Linked DNA regions of Homo sapiens: region 1 is linked to region 2. A link is a contact called in ENCODE Hi-C or POLR2A ChIA-PET data. All regions are on one chromosome and are shown on one strand. Each heading gives the region's core, a stretch centred on a gene start or an enhancer-like site at or near the end of the contact. The rest is flanking DNA. Distances are from core to core; before and after follow the strand shown. Region 1 has its middle 39 kb from the start of TMEM18-DT. Region 2 has its middle 78 kb from the start of LINC01865.

The links. A loop is a pair of places that touch in the nucleus more often than their neighbours do. ChIA-PET counts read pairs that join two places held with the same protein, here RNA polymerase II (POLR2A). Pooled maps may share reads with other maps.
Region 1: a map of naive thymus-derived CD4-positive, alpha-beta T cell shows a loop between it and region 2 (13-fold over the local background). The contact joins two enhancer-like sites. A Hi-C loop is called at or near these places in 3 of 168 maps with a recorded cell type or tissue (CD4-positive, alpha-beta memory T cell, naive thymus-derived CD4-positive, alpha-beta T cell and posterior cingulate gyrus) and 9 of 50 pooled maps. POLR2A ChIA-PET finds 5 or more read pairs at or near these places in 1 of 52 experiments (Panc1).

What each region holds. Positions count from the first base shown.
Region 1 is chr2:635,763-640,645 of GRCh38, reverse strand. No RefSeq gene overlaps it. Among named protein-coding and RNA genes, the nearest start is that of TMEM18-DT, 39 kb to the left of the region's middle. Within about 2 kb of position 3,575, at least 2 of the 41 ENCODE cell types and tissues checked have a DNase peak (open chromatin) inside an H3K27ac peak, as active enhancers do.
Region 2 is chr2:391,512-396,228 of GRCh38, reverse strand. No RefSeq gene overlaps it. Among named protein-coding and RNA genes, the nearest start is that of LINC01865, 78 kb to the right of the region's middle. RefSeq lists an enhancer at 1,891-2,590. Within about 2 kb of position 1,693, at least 7 of the 41 ENCODE cell types and tissues checked have a DNase peak (open chromatin) inside an H3K27ac peak, as active enhancers do.

The sequences.
Region 1 (4,883 bases), core at 2,326-4,825, 240 kb before region 2:
TATGGATATGTGAAATTTTCTTTGGGTAATTTTTGGAAGCACAACTTTAAGCAATGAATCTCTAAAATGTGCATAGATTCAGCCACAGAAATATAGCACATTAATATAGCAGCAGGCATTAAAACTTAATTTTAAAAGCTATTTGATTAGCTTAAGCTCTTTGAGCTAATTGCAATCCTGAGATTTTTTTGGAGACTTAGCTTGTGTGTTAAGATAAAACCATGTATAGAAAGTTTGTTTCACATGCTGACTAAATTAAAGACACCTGGAATTCTAGGACATTGACAACATTAATGTTCAGATGCATTTTCTTTGTCAAAATTAACTGTCTCTCTCATCCTGCGAGGTCTGGGGTTCACTCTTGTGATGAGGCCCAGTTACTAGCACCTCTAAATGTAGAGTAATTTATTAGAATTTAAGAACCTCATCCAAAAATGTCTTTGAACCACCTAGTTCCAGCCAAGAGTTCTGGGATTTGGTCAATTACCCTCATTTACATCTCCTCTGGGGCGTTTAAGACAAAGAACTGAGATGCCCTCACGGGTGCAGGTTAATGTGACTGTGCCTCACAGTTTTGTTTGTTTTCTAAGAGTTGCCATATTTTGTGAGCAGATCCAAAAGGCTCCGTTCCACTGTTTTTCTGTGGCTTGGTGGCCTCCAGCTTCCCTGGCAGTCACAAGCATGGCTGTGGGTGCAGACATGCAATCCTCAACAGCACCTTGGCGGCTCACTCGTTTGATTCTCTGCAGGTGAGACTGCCAATATTCTACAGTTTGTATTCTACAAAATCAGCACCTTGGGAATGATTCCAGCTAATACAGCAGACATTAAAGATACAAGCCCGGTGTCTCCACGGGTGAGACAGTCACGGGGGATGCTGGAGAGAGGGCAGAGCTCTTGGGTTCTTCCTGGCATCCATTTGAGGACTGTGTACTCACAATGTTAACTCACACAGTTGATGTTCTCATTAATTCAAGACCCTAGAACTGCCAGACTGAGAGGAACAACCAGGGTTTCCCCATCAAGTCAATGTCTTAGTTAACCTGTGCTTCTTTATTTTGAGCAAAAGTAGGGATTGTTTTCTCTGGAGATTAGAGGTTCCTAATTTTGTGCACACCTACTGACAGTTCGTCATATCTATACATACGCATATGTGTTCATGGGCCACATAACATTTCGGTAAAGAATGGGCTGCATATACTGAAAATCCCTGCTGCCCAGGACAGATGCAGCCATTGTAACCATGCTAAGGTCCCAATACAACACTTTCCTTACGTGTGGGTGCTGACGCTGGTGTAAACAAACCTGTCGCACTGCTAGTTGTATAAAAGTGTAGCACACACAACTATGTACAGTATGATTAATAATAAATGACTGTGTCGCTCTTTCATGTATCTATTATTCTACAGGGGTTCCCAATCCCCAGGCCGTAAACCAGTACCAGCCTGTGGCCTGTTAGGAACTGTGGCACAGCAGGAGGTGAATGGCATGTGAGTGAGTGTCACTGCCTGAGCTCTGCCTCCTGTCAGATCAGCAGCGGCACTGGATTCTCACAGGAGAATCCAGTGAGAGCCCTGTTGTGAAAAGTGCATGAGAGGGATCTAGGTTGTGCACTCCTTATGAGAATCTAATGCCTGATGATCTGAGCTGGAACTGTTTTATCCAGAAACCATTCCCCTCAACTCTGGTCCATGGAAAAACTGTCTTCCACAAAACCAGTCCCTGGTTCCAAGAAGGTTGGGGACTGCTGCTACACTATATTTTTAGCATTATTTTAGAATGTACCCCTTCTACTTAAAAAAAAAAACTGGTTAACAGTCAAACAGTCTGCGGCAGACCCTTCGGGGAGGATTCCAGAAGAAGGCATTAGAGATGACAGCGCCATGTGTGTTACTGCCCCTGAGGACCTTCCAGGGAACAAGATGTGGAGGGTTAGGGTTAGGATAGTGATGTTGACGATCCTGACCCTGTGTAGGCCTAGGTTAATGTGTGTGTTTGTGTCTCAGATTTTAACAAAAAAGGTTAAAAAAAGTAAAAGTAAAAATAAAATTAAAAAAGCTTATAGAACAAGGATATAAAGAAAGAAAATATTTTTGTACATCTGTACAATGTGTTTGTGTTTTAAGCCAAGTGTTATTACAAAGAGTCAAAAAGATTAAAAACTTAAAAGTTTATAAAGTAAAAAGTTATTTCATTAAGGTTAAGCTAAGCTTAATTTATTATTGAGAAAAGAGAAATATTTGCGATGAACTGAGTGTTGCCTAAGTGTACAGTGTATATAAAGTCAACAGTAGTGGACAGAAATGTCTGAGAGTCTAGGCCTTCACAGACACTCACCACTCACTCACCAACACCCAGAGCAACAACTTCCATCCTGCAAGCTCCTTTCGTGGTAAGTGCCCTATACAGGTGCACCATGTTTATCTTTTATACCATATTTTTACTGCACCTCTTCTACGTGTAGCTATGTTTAGATACACACTCTCCACTGTGTTACAGCTCCCTGCAGTTCCAGCACAGCCATCTGCTGTACAGGTTCGTAGCCTAGGAGCACGAGGCTACACCTTATGGCTGAGGTGTGTCATAGGCTGTAACTTCTAGACTCTGTTCACATATACCCTATGATGTTTTGATGTTTGCACAATGACAAAATTGCCTAACAATGCATTTCTCAGAATGTACCCCCAGCGTTAAGCAATGCATGACTGTACACATAAAACCTATACAACCAGGAATCAAGTGGCCAAGGCTAGAAGCACATGTGTCCAGCCATGCGTAGAAGCAACACAGAGTTTCTACTGACACCGAACTTCACTTGAGTTTCGAGGCCCTGCAAAAGGATGGTCAAGAAGCTCCACCCTCCACGTTCCAGAAATGGTTCCCTGCGAAGATCACCTTCCTCGCAGGTCGTAGAGGAGACCCAGGGGTCCTCTTTCTACCCGGGCAGGCCAAGCTCAGACCTTCCAAATTCCCTGTTCTTGTCTCACAAGTAACTGACCACGGTGGACGAGACACCCACAGTGACGGAGCCATCCAGTGCTCCGTACAGGGAGTAGCAAGCCCTGGCCTGCTTCTCCAAGCGTCTGCTAACCCCAGCCTAAGACCCCTCCCGCTGACCATCTCGCCCATCCTCCCCCATAGGGCGTCGCTCTGGCGGTGGTCATTCCTTCTCATATCAGAGAAGCACATGTCTTCCTGAGTGGGAGACGCTTCGGGGTCTCCTGGCTGGAACCTCTCCCTGTTGAGAGAACCCTTCCTTACCTGAGTTCAGATGTGTTATTTTATTGGACACAGCACCACCTAGATATGTCCTATTTATCTGCAAGGCAAGTGCAAGAAAACCTGCTAAGATAATATGTGTGATGCAATCTGCATATTGCAATGTTTTAGTTTTTTCCCATTTTATAGTCAATAACTTGGGCTTCATTTTCCGTTCTCTAAAATGAGGGCTGAGAAGAGTTAGGCAGCATGTCAGCGCTAGGTGGCGCCCGAGGATTTTTCTTTTAACAAATGATCCCAAATGTTCTGGAATTCGCGGTTCTTCCCGCCCAAAGCGCCGCCGCGTCCAAGGGCGGTTACCACACCGCGTGCCAGGGCGCGTCTTCCCTCCCGTGGGCCTCGCAGCGGTCCGGGCAGGTGGCTGAGGGTGGCCCGTGTTCGTCTTTCCCAGCTTTGTGGAGGTGTAGCTGGGCCTGTGGGCACACGGACGCCCTCCCGATTGCGCTGATGGGCCCGGGGACGGTCCCTGTGTCCCTGGAGCTGACAGAGCCGCCATGCGCGGCCGAGGACTCTGCGGATTCACCCTGTTCCAGGCTGCGCCGACTCCGCTCGCTTCACGTGTGCTGTTTCCTCACAAGTCGGGCCGGACGCGGATACACCCGCCTCCGTAGGCCTGAGCGAGCCTGAGCCCCTGGGCGCGCCGGGTCCCCGCCGAGGAAACGTCCCATGTGGAGACACGAGGCTGCTGTGGACGCGCCTCCTCCCTCTTCCCCGGCGCGGCTCCCCCGCACTGGCGCTGTGGACTCGGTGCGGCTCCTCCGCAGCGACAAAATGGAGTCATCAGGCCACGCTGCTGCGATGGAACCCGAGGCCTGCGGGGCCGGCAGAGCCCGCGGCGTGTTGGCCCTGCTCCTCAGAGGGGCCGGTGAGGGGCCTGTCTCCCCGGGGTGGGCCGGAGCCAGGATGACCGAGCATCGCAGCCGCGTGGACGGACCCGGGGTCAGGGCCCCGGCTGGACGGTGAATCCGGGCGCCTGGAGCAGCGCAGACCCCACGGGCCTGTGGGGTTGCTGGACCTTTTAACCGCGTCCCGGGCCGGGGGTCCACATCCCAGTTCCGACTGCAGCGCCACCTGCGTCCCGGCCTTGGGGGCCACCGTTTCCCTCCTGGGACGGACGGCGCCATCCCTCCGCCTCGGCTCCAACAGCTGGGGACGGCGGGGAAAGTGGCAGCCAGCGGCGTCCGGGGCCACCTGGGACCGGGCTTGTCACCTCGCATTCCAGAAAACACAAAGCCCTGAGCGCCGGGGGACTTTCTCTAAAAACACAGTTGGCCACGCCTCACTGAGTAATTCGTGCTTCTTCATTTTAACAAGACGGATCATTCGTACACCAGCCAGACCTCACTCCAGCCCTAAAAGTAACCGTAACTGTAAAAAATATCCAACAAAGCTAGATGTGAAAACTGGTATGAACTGTTAAAACAAGCATAATTTTATTTGGCTTAATTGCTAAATACACTTATATGTATTGCATAATATGCTCGATATTATACAAATATGTTTACTGAAGAGATAGCAAATGTCATATGCCAAGGCCAAATCAATTGGGGACATGAGGTATTATTGTCCATGTTAACTTTTTAAGCAAAATATATTCACCTTCA
Region 2 (4,717 bases), core at 444-2,943:
AGGATACTGTAACAAAATACCATGCACTGGGCAGCTTGAACAGCAGACATTCGCTTCCCACAGGTCTGGAGGCTGAGGTCCAAGACCAAGGCACTGACAGGGCTGGTTTCGCCTGAGGCACCTTCTCTGGGGGCCACGGCCACCGTCCTGACTGCACCCACAGGGCTCGGCTTCTCTGTGTGGGCCCAGGAAGAGAGGGAGCCTGTGGGATCTGGTGCCTCTTCTCACAAGGACACTCGCCCCAGCACGAGGCCCCACCCTCACGACCTCATCAAACCCTAATCTCCTCCGCTGAGGGTGAGGCTGCAACCTACGAATTTCAGAGCGACACACACATTCCGTCCATAACACACTTGTCCGTTTAAGGGCATATTTTCCTTCTAGTTCTTCACTAGAAATAGAAAACATAAAAAAAAAAAAAACTGGTAAGAGGATAAAAATCTCGGTCATCCCAGTTGGCCCAAGATTTTCAAAAGAACAATCCTAACTCTGAGAAAATGCTCAGGTTTTGTTTTCCTTCATTCTGTACTTATGGTTCCACACTTAGGCAGACTCGGCTTAAACCCATGTGGCTCTGTGGGGTACCTGCCCCCAGTCCAATCAGTGTGTGGCCCTGGGACAGCCACAGGGTGAACAGCCACACTTTCCAAATGCCGTTTGCTGTCACTCCACAAAGAAGCCACCTGCAGTGCAATTCCACTGACAGATCCATGACAAGACCAGAATAACACATCATTAATGACTTAAGCCAAAGGAAAAGGTATCAATAAAGCAGATATTTTATAAAAAGACAATAATTAACCAAACACCCACGTGCTGGCAGACACTGTTATTTCACAGCAGATTCAATGTGGTGGCAACACAGCTGATTTGGGAGTGAAATAATTGATGCTTTAGGCATACGTGGTGCTGAAAACAGGATTTTCTTCCATTTGAGAGTGGAGCTGCACTGCTGACTAAAAACATCCATTTCTATAATCAGCAACCTGAAGGCTTTCTTAACACAGAAGGGCCAGAGAATATTCCGTCTCCACGGTCGCCCCCGCCTGAGCATCTGCGTTGAGGCTTCCTGTGTTCAGTTGTTGGACATCACTCAGCTGAAGCAGCTGAGAAATCAGCTCCATTACTGCACCCACAGCTTCGCAACTGGACATTTAAAATGAAGCAACATAGGCCGGGTGCGGTGGCTCACACTTGTAATCCCAGCACTTTGGGAGGCCGAGGCAGGTGGATCACTTGAGGCCAGAAGTTCGAGGCCACACTGGCCAACATGGTGAAACCCCGTCTCTACTAAAAATACAAAAATTAGCCGGGTTTGGTGGCACATGCCTGTAGTCCCAGCTACTCGGGAGGCTGAAGCAGGAGAATCTCTTGAACCTGGGAAGCAGAGGCTGCAGTGAGCCGAGATCGCCACTGCACTCCAGCTTGGGCCACAAAGCCCAGGCTGTCTCCAAAATGAAATAAAAGAAAAAAGTAAAATGCTGCCATAGAGATTAATTAAATCTAGGCTAATATCCTCCCAAGTAATAAACATAAAGTTACTTAAACAGCTGAGCCAGGCGCCCGCCAGTGTCGAGGGTGCTGTAGTGAGACAGGTGCACAGTGAGCATCCAGGAAATGTGGAGAGACCGCAAAACGAGGAGGCACAGAGGAGACGCGGGCCCCAGCGGGGGGAGTCAGTGACACGCCATGAAAACACACAACACGGACGTGGAAGGATAGAATATGCCAACACCGGGGAGGTGTCGACTGCGCTGTTAACTGAAGCGTACAACAGATAAAAGGAACTACAAAGCAACATTGTAAGTTCAAAAGGTGGCACAAGCCACTGAGAAAGGTTTCGAGTGTTAGGTTATATTCGCGGCAGATGTGGGGGTCTCTGGTGAGAGGAGGCCGTGGAGACCCTCAGAGCCTGACTTCACAGGACACGAGGCTCAGTGCAGGGGTCCACAGACCACAGTGAAGGCGAGAGCTGGGACTGCCAGCGAGTCCAGGAGCACAGTGGGTCTGGAGATGAGATGAGGCTGCAAATAAGGAAACTGACAAAGCCATCCAGGCTCCATGGCAACGGCACAGCTTCCGGAAACACGTTTCTTTCTGAATGAGAGGCTGCGGGAGGCAACAGGGAGGAAACCGGAGGTGGAGGCCGCCCCACGCGTCTGCCCAGCACCTCCTGGAGGGTGGATCTCCGAGCTGGGGGCCTCATCTGAAAGGGGCTGGAGTCTTTCACAGTTGGCATGGCAATGAAAAAAGGTATGAAAAGGCAGTTAACACATTTCAGGACAAGCAGATCAGAGCCAGCCCTGCAGGCATCTAGGCAGATGAGTAGGTACTTTTGGAATGTGGAGTTTGAGTGCAGGCTGCATGAGATCGCTTGGGAGCAGGCACCTTCAGCCTGCCGTGAAGTTTGACTGCCTAGTAAGCACATGCCTGCACCCTCAGCCTGTCGTGAAGTTTGAGTGTGTGGTAAGCTCGTGCCTGCACCCTCAGCCCGCCGTGAAGTTTGAGTGTGTGGTAAGCTCGTGCCTGCACCCTCAGCCCGCCGTGAAGTTTGAGTGCGTGGTAAGCACATGCCTGCACCCTCAGCCTGTCGTGAAGTTTGAGTGTGTGGTAAGCACATGCCTGCATCCTCAGCCCGCCCTGAAGTTTCAATGCGTGGTAAGCTCGTGCCTGCACCCTCAGCCCGCCGTGAAGTTTGAGTGCGTGGTAAGCACATGCCTGCACCCTCAGCCTGCCGTGAAGTTTGAGTGCCTGGTAAGCACATGCCTGCACCCTCAGCCTGCCGTGAAGTTTGAGTGCCTGGTAAGCACATGCCTGCATCCTCAGCCCGCCCTGAAGTTTCAATGCGTGGTAAGCACATGCCTGCACCCTCAGCCCACCATGAAGTTTGAATACCTGGTACGCACATGCCTGCACCCTCAGCCCCCCATGAAGTTTGAGTGTGCGGTAAGCACATGCCTGCACCCTCAGCCCACCATGAAGTTTGAATACCTGGTAAGCACGTGCCTGCACCCTCAGCCCACCGTGAAGTTTGAGTGTGTAGTAAGCACCTGCCTGCATCCTCAGCCAGTCGTGAAGTTTGAATGCCTGGTAAGCACGTGCCTGCATCCTCAGCCCGCCCTGAGGTTTGAGTGTGTGGTAAGCACCTGCCTGCACCCTCAGCCTGCCTGTGAGGTTTGAGTGTGTGGTAAGCACATGCCTGCATCCTCAGCCTGCCGTGAGGTTTGAGTGTGTGGTAAGCACATGCCTGCACCCTCACCCCGCCGTGAAGTTTGAGCACACGCTTACCACATGCCAGGTTCTATGTTAGGCTCCAGCTGCCCAAGAGTGAGCAGGGGGAAGCAGCCGCCCTCACGGGACCCAAAGTGTAGCATGAAGGTCAGTTGTGAGCTGGCGTGAATTCGGAAACCAGCTTCCGGAGCATTGAGCGAAGGTTCGCCTTGTGAGCAGCGCACGTCGTCTAGATGCTGCCCGTGGATCTGTGCATTGCGCCTGCGTGCGCCCTTTCCTCTTTGCAGTGACCTGCGTGCGCCCTTTCCTCTTTGCGGTGACCCCACCCGAGAGGCTTTCTCTTCTGTACATCCACGCTTCTCAAGCATGTACCAGTTTTTCCGGCACGTGGGAACTGCAAAGGCTCAAGTATCTTTGTTGGTTGGTTTCTTCAGAACTGAAAGCTGGACATGCTGGGGAGATTGTCTGACTCTTGCCAGTCCTGGTTCTAACTCGGGCTGTGTGGAGCTCCAGGCTCCTGGTTGGCTGTGGAGTCCAAGCCCAGGGCCTCCCACCTCCACCAGCCACAGCCCTGATGGACCCCTGTTCTGTGCTCCTCGTCCTCCCTGCTCTGGGAGGCAGGGACAGCGGAGCCACGCATGATGCCAAGAGCTTCCCTGCTGGCCTAGAGTCACAGACGCTTAGAGGTGGGACGGATAGGCCTCTCGCCTGCAGGTGGGAGACCGAGGTGGAGACAGGGCGAGCACTTGCTCGATTTCTTAACTGACTGATTCCCACCCCCCTTCGCTGTTTCTGGGGATGGTCACTGATGTTTCTTTTTTCACGGCCCATCAGCACAGTGAAGCTGAAATCCCATCCTCCCATCCGTAATCACAGCAGGAAAGGAACAAAAAAGGAATATCCTGGCATCCTGTGGCCTTTCAAAACTGGGTCTGGGTAAAATGGAAATAACTTTTTGATTTTATCTATACAATACCAGGACTTCCTGGGTGTGACAGAGAAGCGTTATGTCAATTATGTGAAAGAGAATTATCCAGGAAGATATCTAGGACTTCTATAGCAACAACTCAGGTTTCTACAGCTCCTGGGTGTCTCAAAATGCTCTCACCTGACTCATCTCCTACCACGCCCACTTTCCCACCCACCTCCCAGCTGTGTATCATCATCTCTAATTTAAAGAAAAAGTACCCCAAAGTGTGAGGGCCTTCCCTCTGCCGCACATCATCGAGAACACCAGGAACAAGCCCAGAATGTTAGACAGCATACAGCGCAGCTGGAACCATCTCTCCACCCACATCACCGAGAACCCAGGATGTTAGACGGCACACAGTGCAGCTGGAACCATCTCTCCACCCACATCACCGAGAACACCAGGAACAAGCCCAGAATGTTAGACGGCACACAGCGCAGCTGGAACCATCTCTCCACCCACATCACCGAGAACACCAGGAACAAGCCCAGAATGTTAGACGGCACACAGTGCAGC